Regions from separate parts of the Mus musculus genome. Here region 2 is linked to region 1. The links are chromatin loops, found by intact Hi-C in ENCODE. Cell type or tissue: left cerebral cortex. All regions are shown on one strand.

Evidence for each region. Peaks named below come from ENCODE experiments on the same cell type or tissue, not always from the same donor. Only the 100,000 strongest peaks of a DNase experiment are listed, where the experiment ranks them.
Region 2: a loop joins it to region 1, with 5 times the contacts of the local background. A loop is called at or near these places in 9 of 42 quality-filtered maps.

What each region holds. Positions count from the first base shown.
Region 1 is chr16:77,496,876-77,501,875 of GRCm38, reverse strand. It overlaps Mir99ahg (Mir99a and Mirlet7c-1 host gene (non-protein coding)), which reads right to left. Exons shown (of 5, transcript NR_015543.3): 4 at 266-373. Among named protein-coding and RNA genes, the nearest start is that of 9430053O09Rik, 79 kb to the right of the region's middle. In left cerebral cortex, no CTCF peak of the experiment used is centred here; DNase peaks (open chromatin) are centred at 825, 1,253, 1,756 and 2,095; H3K4me3 peaks cover 2,273 bases; H3K27ac peaks cover 2,498 bases.
Region 2 is chr16:77,419,363-77,424,362 of GRCm38, reverse strand. All of the region lies in intron 2 of Mir99ahg (Mir99a and Mirlet7c-1 host gene (non-protein coding)), which reads right to left. 9430053O09Rik (a long non-coding RNA gene) reads left to right here and starts at 3,981. Exons shown (of 4, transcript XR_003951960.1): 1 at 3,981-4,252. In left cerebral cortex, no CTCF peak of the experiment used is centred here; DNase peaks (open chromatin) are centred at 1,604, 2,557, 3,785, 4,021 and 1 more place; H3K4me3 peaks cover 4,150 bases; H3K27ac peaks cover 4,413 bases.

The sequences.
Region 1 (5,000 bases):
CTTTATCTTATGGGGAAGCACTTAAATACAGTTATTTCATCATTCAGACATGTTTACAAACCAAACATTTCTATGAAAAGATTTGTTAAAGGCATCAAGGTACCACATAATCTTTTAAAATTATGTAATAAATATTAACAATAACAACAAAACAAACAAAAAATCCCCAAACACTAAGGTATTCTAATATACACAAAGACCTCACTTAAGTCAATATTAAACTTAATTCTATATACAAAACTTCTGTTAACAGGATGTTACTTACAGAGATGAACAGTTTTATGAATTCATCTGTTATTCGTCCCGACGGGTTTTGAAGGATCTCTCCATAGTGTATATTGCTCAGTTAAGACAGGACTCCTATTCTGGTATGCTGAAGAGGAAAAAAATGTCCTTAAATCTTCTTATTTCAGATTATTCTTATTCTATCACAATTTAGGCAGCAACAGGCAAAGATTCCACAATGACAATATGAGAAAGCAAGAAAAAAAAAACAAACCTGAAGGTTTATTTCATATTTACTGTATAAAGTCACTTTTGACATGCCTATACAACTGGTTGTGGCGGCTTTCAAACATGATTTCTAATATATGTATATATAAAAAATTGCTCCAGGTTCTTTGAGAGAAAGCTTGCCGCTGGGAAGTTGATTTTGGCAATTGGCCAAAATCATGTGCAAAGGGGCCTCATTAGGGATTCATGGCAGCCTTCAGTACTCTCAAAAAAATGTGACCCAACAGGCTAAATGAGCCACTAAAATTAAAAAGTAAGAGACAAAGACAACTTACTTAATATTCCTTCCAAAACATCATTAAACTTTTTCTTTTCTTTTTTCAGTACTCAGACCCACGTTTGCCGAATGCACCATCTCCTGCCCTCTAAGGTTCAAACAATTCCTCTTTAAAACTTGTCTATTTTCTTCGCCCGGAATGTTTTTCTTTCTGTGTCACTTTGCAAAGATTTCTCTGGGGATCAAACAATATCTATTGCGATCAGTTCAATCACAGAAAACGAAAACGTCGAAAGACCGACTACAGACTCCTGATTCAAGTTTTCAATAAGCGAACAAAAATAAGTAAGCAATCTTCGGTACATTTCAACTTCCACAGAAGGAAGCACACACACCCTGTAAACTTGCATCTCTTGTATGGGCCAATTTCACTGACAAACTTGGACACCCCCCCACCCCCACCCCCACCCACCAAAGCAGGTCTGATCCCGAAGTCTTACCTAGATGTCTTCTGGCTTTTCTGTAGATCAAAAAGTTTCCTGCCTAGGCACACAGATATTCTTTCTCACACACCATAGAGGCCCTTTTATGAATCCCACACTGTAACAGGCTGCTTTTCAACACCAGTTGAGAGCGCAGTGCGTCAGCTCTTGAGATAAAATTCATGGCTAACACACAATTAGTGGGAGAGGTTGTCTCCGGGAGAATTTATCTTAGAACGAAAGAAGCAGGAGCACAGCTATTTTTTCCTCTTTATCCCTCCCTTTCTTTCCCCTCTTTCTTTCTTTCTTTCTTTCTTTCTTTCTTTCTTTCTTTCTTTCTTTCTTTCTTTCTTTCTTTCTTTCTTTCTTTCTTTCTTTCTTTCTTTTTTTAAATAGCAAAGAGAGGAGGGTGCGGTCAGATGTTAGAATTTTGCCTGAGAAAAGGGCCCTACACAGCACTAGGACCCACTAAATACTAGCAGAGCAGCCCGGGAAGGGAGCCAACGGAAGGACTTTGTTTGACCCAGCTGCCAATCTCCCCCGAAGCCGTGCGCCAGACTAAACACTCACACTATTTTAACTCAAATCAGGCTACAGCAGCTGTTTGCTTTCCGGCTCTGAGTTCGGCACCCACATGGCCTGTGTGGTTCACCCGTGAGCTTTGCGAGCTGCCTTGCTGAAATCTGTTCCGGGGTGGGATTTATCAGTGGAAAGAAAAATTTAACCCTGCACCTCATGGTTAACAGAGATTGTTTGCTTCTCGGCTTTTGATCCGGTCACCAGAAAGTGGTTTTTCTTTTTATAATCTCTGAAAAATAAGAGTGTTAATTTTACACCCAGGGAGAGAGTTGGGATTTGAAAGTGAGGCTTCCGAACTGTTTTGCTTTGAAAGTTTTCTAACATGTTGAAATTAGCAGTGAAGTGTAGCAATAGCAGCGTGCTTTACTGAAACTTTAGGAGCGAGGCTGGTTTCTGCCTGTTCCTGTTCAACACCTTCCACCATCCAAGATGGAAAACTGGGGTTATACCAAGACTCAATAATGTCTCCTCGGTCGTCTCCTCCACTTTTAGAAAGTTCCTTCAGAAGCAACCATGAAGTAAAGCACTCTACATGCAAAGGCACATGCAACCCAAAGCACAAAGCAACCCAATTCACTTTCCTTAAATTTCCAATTACTTAACTACTTCAAGGCTTGAAATCTCATCAATGACCGTCGAAGACTAAAACGTGTCCATTGGTAGCATAGAGCAAAAATTCAATGAGAAGAAAGCCAGAGGAAGGCCAATATTACAATTATCAAAATTAGGAGGACTGGATTTGATAATTAAGATTAACTGCACAAAAAATAGATGGGCACCTCTGGCCATGTGGGGAACATTAGTCAGTAAATCCTTCTTTGTGTTGAGAGAGAGAAGCTATGAGATGAGCTACTATATATATATATATATATATATATATATATATATATATATATATATACTACAACTAAGTATTTTTACTCCTGGTAGACTGTGAAACCCTGAGGAAGAAAGCCAGCATCCTTTGTGTTGACTTTAGCTTTCATTGTTAAATCATGAAGAAATAACTAATATTTAAGGGAACGAATTTTAATCTGAATGTGGTGAGCACCAATGACATAGTTCTGAAACGCACTGTAAGTGTGCCTGGGATTGCTTTTCTGTGCGTTGTTTCATCTTTGCAGTTCTGAGTGCTTTTTCTACTAGCTGAATCTAGCCAGACATTCACTTTATTTGTTACATGGGTGCTATGTACACACATGTTCGTGTTCATTTGTATGTGCACCTGTGTGTTTATGTATTTGGAGATTAATAGTGGACTTTGAGTGTTTCCTAAGTCATGCTCCACCTTATTTTTAAAACAAGGTCTCACTGATTTACGAAGGTCACAGATTCTAGTCTATGAGATAGCTAGCAAATCTCGGGTACCATCTTGACTTTGCCTTCCCAGAGCTAGGATTAAACCATGCCTAGCTTTACATGTGGATGCTGGCATATGAGCTTATGTCTTCCTGATTATATGTGGCAAACACTCTATTGACTGAGTGATCTCAGCACAAAATTATGTACATTTTACTTAGTAAGCAATGTTATTTCTTCATATAAGATGTGGAAAAGATCCTGAGTGTCAATGAACTACCAGATCTTTGGAGTACACTCACACTGAAAGAGCCAGTTACTAGGAATATACGCCATGGTGACCATGCAGCCCAACTGAGTTCCTAATGTCCAAATCCATCGCTGTTTATGAAAAACTATAATTGATATCTTCCTCATTATTTCTTTGTTCATATGTTCTCTACTATTCCCAAAATTTCTGAGTTATATAATCTTGGCGTATGATGAATAATTTGATGGATTTAAATTTACAATGATTATTGAAATAAAGTTTAAAATATGTTTGATAATTTTAAAGATCGTATTATATGAAATTTATTAATTGGTTTCCAGAAAATTATTTACTGGCTAAGGAATAATATACAGTTCTCAAAGTAGAGTTTTATTCTTTTTGCCTAAGGTAGTAGATGGAAATGCATACAGATGCAGACATATTTATAAACACAGAGAATATTGACCAGGAAATACTTATGCTTAATAATCTGGATGACTTTGTAAAAGCTACATACTTTCAGCATGAACATTTTATTTTCTAGATCTAAAAATTTAAAACAACAATATGAACTAACCAGTACCCCCGGAGCTCGTGTCTCTAGCTGCATATGTATCAGAAGATGGCCTAGTCGGTCATCATTGGGAAGAGAGGCTCCTTGGTCTTGCAAAGTTTATATGAGTCAGTACGGGGAAAAGCCAGGGCCAAGAAGTGGGAGTGGGTGGGTAGGGGAGTGGGAGGGAGGGTCTGGGGGACTTTCGGGATAGCATTTGAAATGTAAATGAAGAAAATACCTAATTAAAAAATAAATAAAAAATAAAAAATAAAATAAATAAAAATGAAAAATTCTTGAAAGTAATATATCCTGTCATATATTTCATACTTTAAAAAAATTTTTAATTTTCTAATAGCTCATAGGAATGATAGATAATGCCTGTAAGAAAGTATGCAGAATTAAGTGTAATTATTTATATTCTTCAATAAAGTTATAAGCCCTAATTAAAGGTTTCAAAGGCAGAAAGACATCATCATAAGCATTTTACACAAGAAAAAATTAAAAGCAGAAGGCACGTGATAACTCACTGGATGCAGCAAGAAATACCTTAATGCAAAAACTGAGCAAACTCATAGGACGACATAAATAGGTAGACCAGTATATGTTCAGAAGATAGAATAAAAGTCCTCAATAAACCTTTGCAAGTCAAACTCACCAATTGATAACCTGTGTATACAAAATAACAAACACTAATTTCAGTGTTTAAAAAGCTAGTCAGCCTTTGAACATGAGTTGTTACAAACCACCCCATCAACACACTAAAGAAGAAAAATCGTATGGAATATTTATAAAGACAAAGCAATTGACAAACTCAATTTTCACTCATGATTAAAATTGAAAAAACAAGGAACAGAAGAATCTTCTGTCTAACTGATAATGAATATCTGTAAAAATCTATTGCTAAGGTCAAATCAAGGGTGGAGACATAGCTGGCATCCCATGTAAATATAGCTAGTGCAATAAGACAAGAAAAGTAGCTAACACATAAATATTTCAAAGGGATATAAAATCATATTTATTCATAAATTGATTGTCTTTATATAAGATACCAAGGCGAAAGTACCCTTTCTGAATACATGGTTAACACACAAAAGCCTTTCAGTT
Region 2 (5,000 bases), 78 kb after region 1:
TCAGTTTTATATAAAAGTCATTACAGTTTAAAACTATAAACACTCAACTTTGGATGATTCTGCACTTTCAGTCTTGGGAGACATTTATTGAGCACATGCTATGTTCAAGACATTGTCACACAGTGAGGCAACAAAAAGTTCTGATGTCTTTAATTTTGTGGATACATGTTACATAATATATGATTTATTTTTGAACAACATTGTGACAAGGTTATCATAATAATTACTCTAAACTTCAATTTAAAGAAATATATCCAGTCAGAATATTTTGTGATATTCTGGGTATTTATGATAACTGTATACAGCATAGATACTAATCATCAATTTAATACCTCAGATAAGAGAGAATTTTTATGGAAAAGGGCTATTAGTTTTGCTTAAATGTTCAGTATTAAATATTCTCATGTATACATTTAGACATAAATAGTAATTTATAAACTCTCATATTTACTTTGAGAATGTTTCCAAATGTTTGCGGATTCCTTTATTTAAGTTAGTATAGCTTATGTTTACATATAAATATTCATAAGAAATAAATACATTTTTGAAAATATAAGAGCAAGACTAAGCTAAGGATTAACTTGAGGGATAAAGAGATCTCACTATGAGTCTCCCACCAGAAACTATGCAATAGCCTCTTTATCATTAGCCACAGCCCACAGACCTTAATAAGTTTTTCTAATACAAAATATCTGGCTATTGACCTTTGGCAGAAAGTATGATCAGTGGCTGCTTTAGAGTTTCTCTGATGTTGAAATACCTCAACATTTTTTTTTCCTGCCACATCAAGAAACTACACTGTGGTTGCATTAAGATAATATACTTACTGTTTTTACTAGTGTGTGGATGATTACTATATGAAAATAGTAATATTGAAATGCAAAATTCGAATGTTCGTGTCTTATCCCAGGTATTTTCTCAACATAAAAAAAAAGAAAAAAAAAAAAGATGAATCTCAACCTATTCAGAGAAAGCAGCTAGCATACATATATGAACTCATATCCACCTAGCTCAAAACAAGAACCAAATTAGAAACACAAACCAGATAACACTTTTCCTGATTTCTCCATGAACAGAATAAGACTGTCAGAATCATGGGAGTTGGTTGTTTAAAGCTTCAAAAGAATGCTTTGTGGGAGGGAGTGTTTGAAATGAATTTTTAAATTCGAGTCCGCGTGGTGCTCCACTATAGCTTGCCCACAGCAGAGTCTGTGTATTTCTTACCACATCAGAAGCTGAGAACCTGTTCTTTAGGAAGGACACAATCATTTCTGCTGGCACACTGAATTCAAAACGCTCTTCTACAGAAATAAATCTGAAGATGCCAGTGTGCATCACCATTTGGACCACTATCTCCTTCTCCATTGCCCTATTTTTATTTTATGGCTCAAAGCATAGATGGCACGACATATCTACAGCCCATAACTGGAAAATGGCAAAACCTGACCTCTTTCAACACTGAACTGTGGTAGGAAGAATGTGTAGTCTGTGTTAGTATGTGTGTGTCTGTGTTTTGTGTGGCTACTGTGGATCTTGCTAAAGATACAGAATCGACCACATTTCATGTTCCTTAAATGTTGTTCCAGAGCTGCTGGCATGTCCTTAGGTCCATATGTTAGCTACACATTTCACAGAAAGGAAAACTTAACATCTGCACCCACAGAGTGACTGAAGCAAGACAGAGAGAGTGAAATACGAGCGAAAACCAGAATAATAAGAACAGAACAGTTGTCAGACGCTGTGAATTTGCTATGGATTCGAATTGTCTGTGAGCACATTTGTAAAGACAGGGGAATCCTTTCACTCTTAAAATACCAACACTGTACTACGGAAGTTTCTGCCCAAGCCTAGGAGGTTTTCCAATGGGATATAGCCACAGAAACGAATGTAAAAATGAGAAAATGTTGCTTATAACATCAGAGAAAAATAAAGTCAGAGAGACATTCAGAAAAATAACCATCCAGGTTACAGTCTGGCAGAGAGAGAGGAGAGAGAGGAGAAAGAGGGGAGAGAGAGAGAGAGAGAGAGAGAGAGAGAGAGAGAGAGAGAGAGAGAGAGAGAGAAGAAATATTTTACAATAAGATACATTATAAAGCTACACTAACAATAGGCTTTCTGGTCTTGCACTGGGAGATGAGTGTCTTGACCCTTGACCTCTGATCACATAAAACTAAAGAAATTAAGAGCATGTTTGCCATTGCTGTCGGCATTATACACATTTACTTTTTGTCCAAATTGCTATAAGAAAAAAAATTCTATTTCAAAACAGCCCAAGTCTTGTTCTTAAGTCATGTGACTCGTTTCCTCTCCCCCCCCCCCCCCCGCCAGCCATGTGCTCCGTATCATTTTACTCTGAAATAACTCTGCGATTTCAGCTGAACCTGCCTTCTCTTACAATGCACAGCACACCCCACAAGGGAGCCTGAGAACAGACTCCCTTGAAAAGCGAGGTTCTCATAGTTGGCCTGTAACCATGGAAGCAGATGCTGTTTTCTTCTTACCCTGCTTACCTCTTTGCAGCCTCGAGCTGCTCCCTATTGTTAAAAGGGGGTACGCCTCGATTCTTCTTCATCATGACCGAACTTGCCTCTTCTTCAAAGGGCATGATGCTGCAGGTCATTGGTCTAGACTGTTTGCACGGTCCAGAGAGCAGCCTTGATGTAACCCTTGCTCCGTCTGAGCCACACCACCAGCCGTGCAGCTGCAGACTGGAGGGGGACATTGGAGATCTGTATTTGAAAAGAAGTCTGTCTGATTTTGCCATTGTGCCTTTTCACTCATCGATCGAATGAATATCGAACCTTCTGTCGTTGCATGTGTGAAATAGATAGCTTAGCCAGCACTTTTGTGCCCAACCTGTGCTGTGGGCCAAAAGGTTTTCATTTTAGTCTCAAGTTGGTTTTTTTTTTTTTCTCCTTCTTTCTTTCTTCATACTTGATGAATTTTGTGTTGGCTTAAATTATTCGTATGCCTTTATCCAGCTGTTCTGGAGACTGCCTGGGATACTGTACAAGCAGGGATTTTTGTTTTGCTGTGAAAACGGAACTTTTTTTTCTCCTGTCCTCTGTTTTCCTTTGTAGCTGTCTTAAGGTCTTTTTTGTAGCTTTGTAGGTAGAAGTGTGCTAACTTTTACTACACCCTATAAAGCCGAGCATCTAAGTTATCCTTTTACGGGGACGACTTGATGGTGTCTGTTATTTAACAGGCTTAAATCCAGAAAGGTGAACTTGAGCCTCTCAAGGTGATTTCAGTGAATTTATAAGAGTAAGTAAACCGGATAAACACATTGATTTTTAAACTGAATGACAGTGTCTGCTAAACTCTATCTGAAAGGAATGTGTTTTCTTTGCTTTCTCTCCTTCTTTAAACATCAGCAAAAATATTAATTGGAAGTGTTGAAATATACTTAAAAGCACATAACTTATTTTGTGCTTAGGAAAGTACAAATGACAAATAAAATCATTATGATTTAATATATTGAAGTAAATATTACTGATAATATCTGTCTCCGGGCACGATTTAACTAAAAAAGTAACTAGAAGGTTTTTGCATTTCAATTTTTAAATATAACTAAAATTTCCTTGCTGCTCACCAGCAGCTGATGTTAATGAGACTTATGGCACCTGCTCATTCCCGAATGCCCAATTTCACCGTGTCCTTGTGAAACTGGGTAGCTTGAGGATGTCTTGGGTGCATCTCCCCAGCATGGTGATTTGAAAGCACTGTCTGTCTGTGACTGTCATCAGGAGTGGTTTGGTTGGATTTGAAGAAACGAGTACTTCATACTTAAAGGCATACATATTTTCTCTAATTGCCAAAGGCAAGGGGGAGGTCCAGGGCAGAATAAAAAAGGTTATTGTGACAGATGAAATATAATTCACAATGAGCATTCTTTTCATCTAGGCTGAAGTACCACAGGATTACTTACAAGTTGAATTTTGTGGCAGAACGTATAAACTCATATTAAAAGAAGCTAGAAAGAAAAGCAGCAAGCCTGTTACTCTCTGGCCCCGGAAGTGTTTATTTTGAATATGTCTGTCTTGGGATTGTGTTCTGTTTCTCCTAACATAAAGATACACTGGCGAGAAGAGGGACTAGGCAGCAAGGGTGGAAAGGAAGAAACCTAAAAGCAATCAAAGCTGCTTCTTCCCTCTACCAATGAAGAAAGAGGAGTTAGATGGATTTTTATTCTCTTTGGGATGCACATGCAACAATCATATTTTTCAGCACACGTTTATTTTTGGCTGCAAAAGTAGGTAACTATTATTTTATAAACTTACTATACCTTAGATAATATTTTTCCTTCCTTTAAAGTTCCTAGGGTCAAATGATTTACGAGGGTGTTTTTGTTTTTTTCTGTTCTGTTTTGTTTTGTTTGTTTAGATTCTGGTTAGCATTCTGTGAGGGTTGAACACAGGTACATGTTTGACCAGATATTTTGTTTCCTTTAGCTTCTTTGTTCTAGCTTAAATGAAAATAGTTTCATTTGACCTCTGTACATTTTATTTCTAGATGCAAAAAAAAAAAATGCTTTCCTTTCTATTTGTACAAAGGTCAGTTTTTAAATTAACTGAAAAGCAAACCATGTACTTTATAAATATTCAGGCACCATAAAAAAAAAACTCGGAATATAAACCCATCTGCAATTAATTTTTAAGCAGTGAGTCTGGGTTTATCTATTCCTGGAAATCACATGCTTTGTATTTTCCATTCTTTTTCTAAGTTAACCGAAGTAACTGCCCTGTGTTAAGGGAAAGCTACGAGGTTCTGCCTGCTAGTCATCTTCTGCTGGAAACCAGGCTGCCCTCTCTCTCTTAAGCTCTGATGGACTATCTCTTGTTTTACAGTTACCCATAGCATGCATGTGTGTATATGACTGTGTATGAGTGTGAGTTTGTGCATGCTTCTTAATTGAGGTCTTTTCAATTTACCAGATAAATTTCTTATTGTAAACCCTGCAGTGAATAATTCAAATGCAGTGAGTTTACTTACATGTTGTC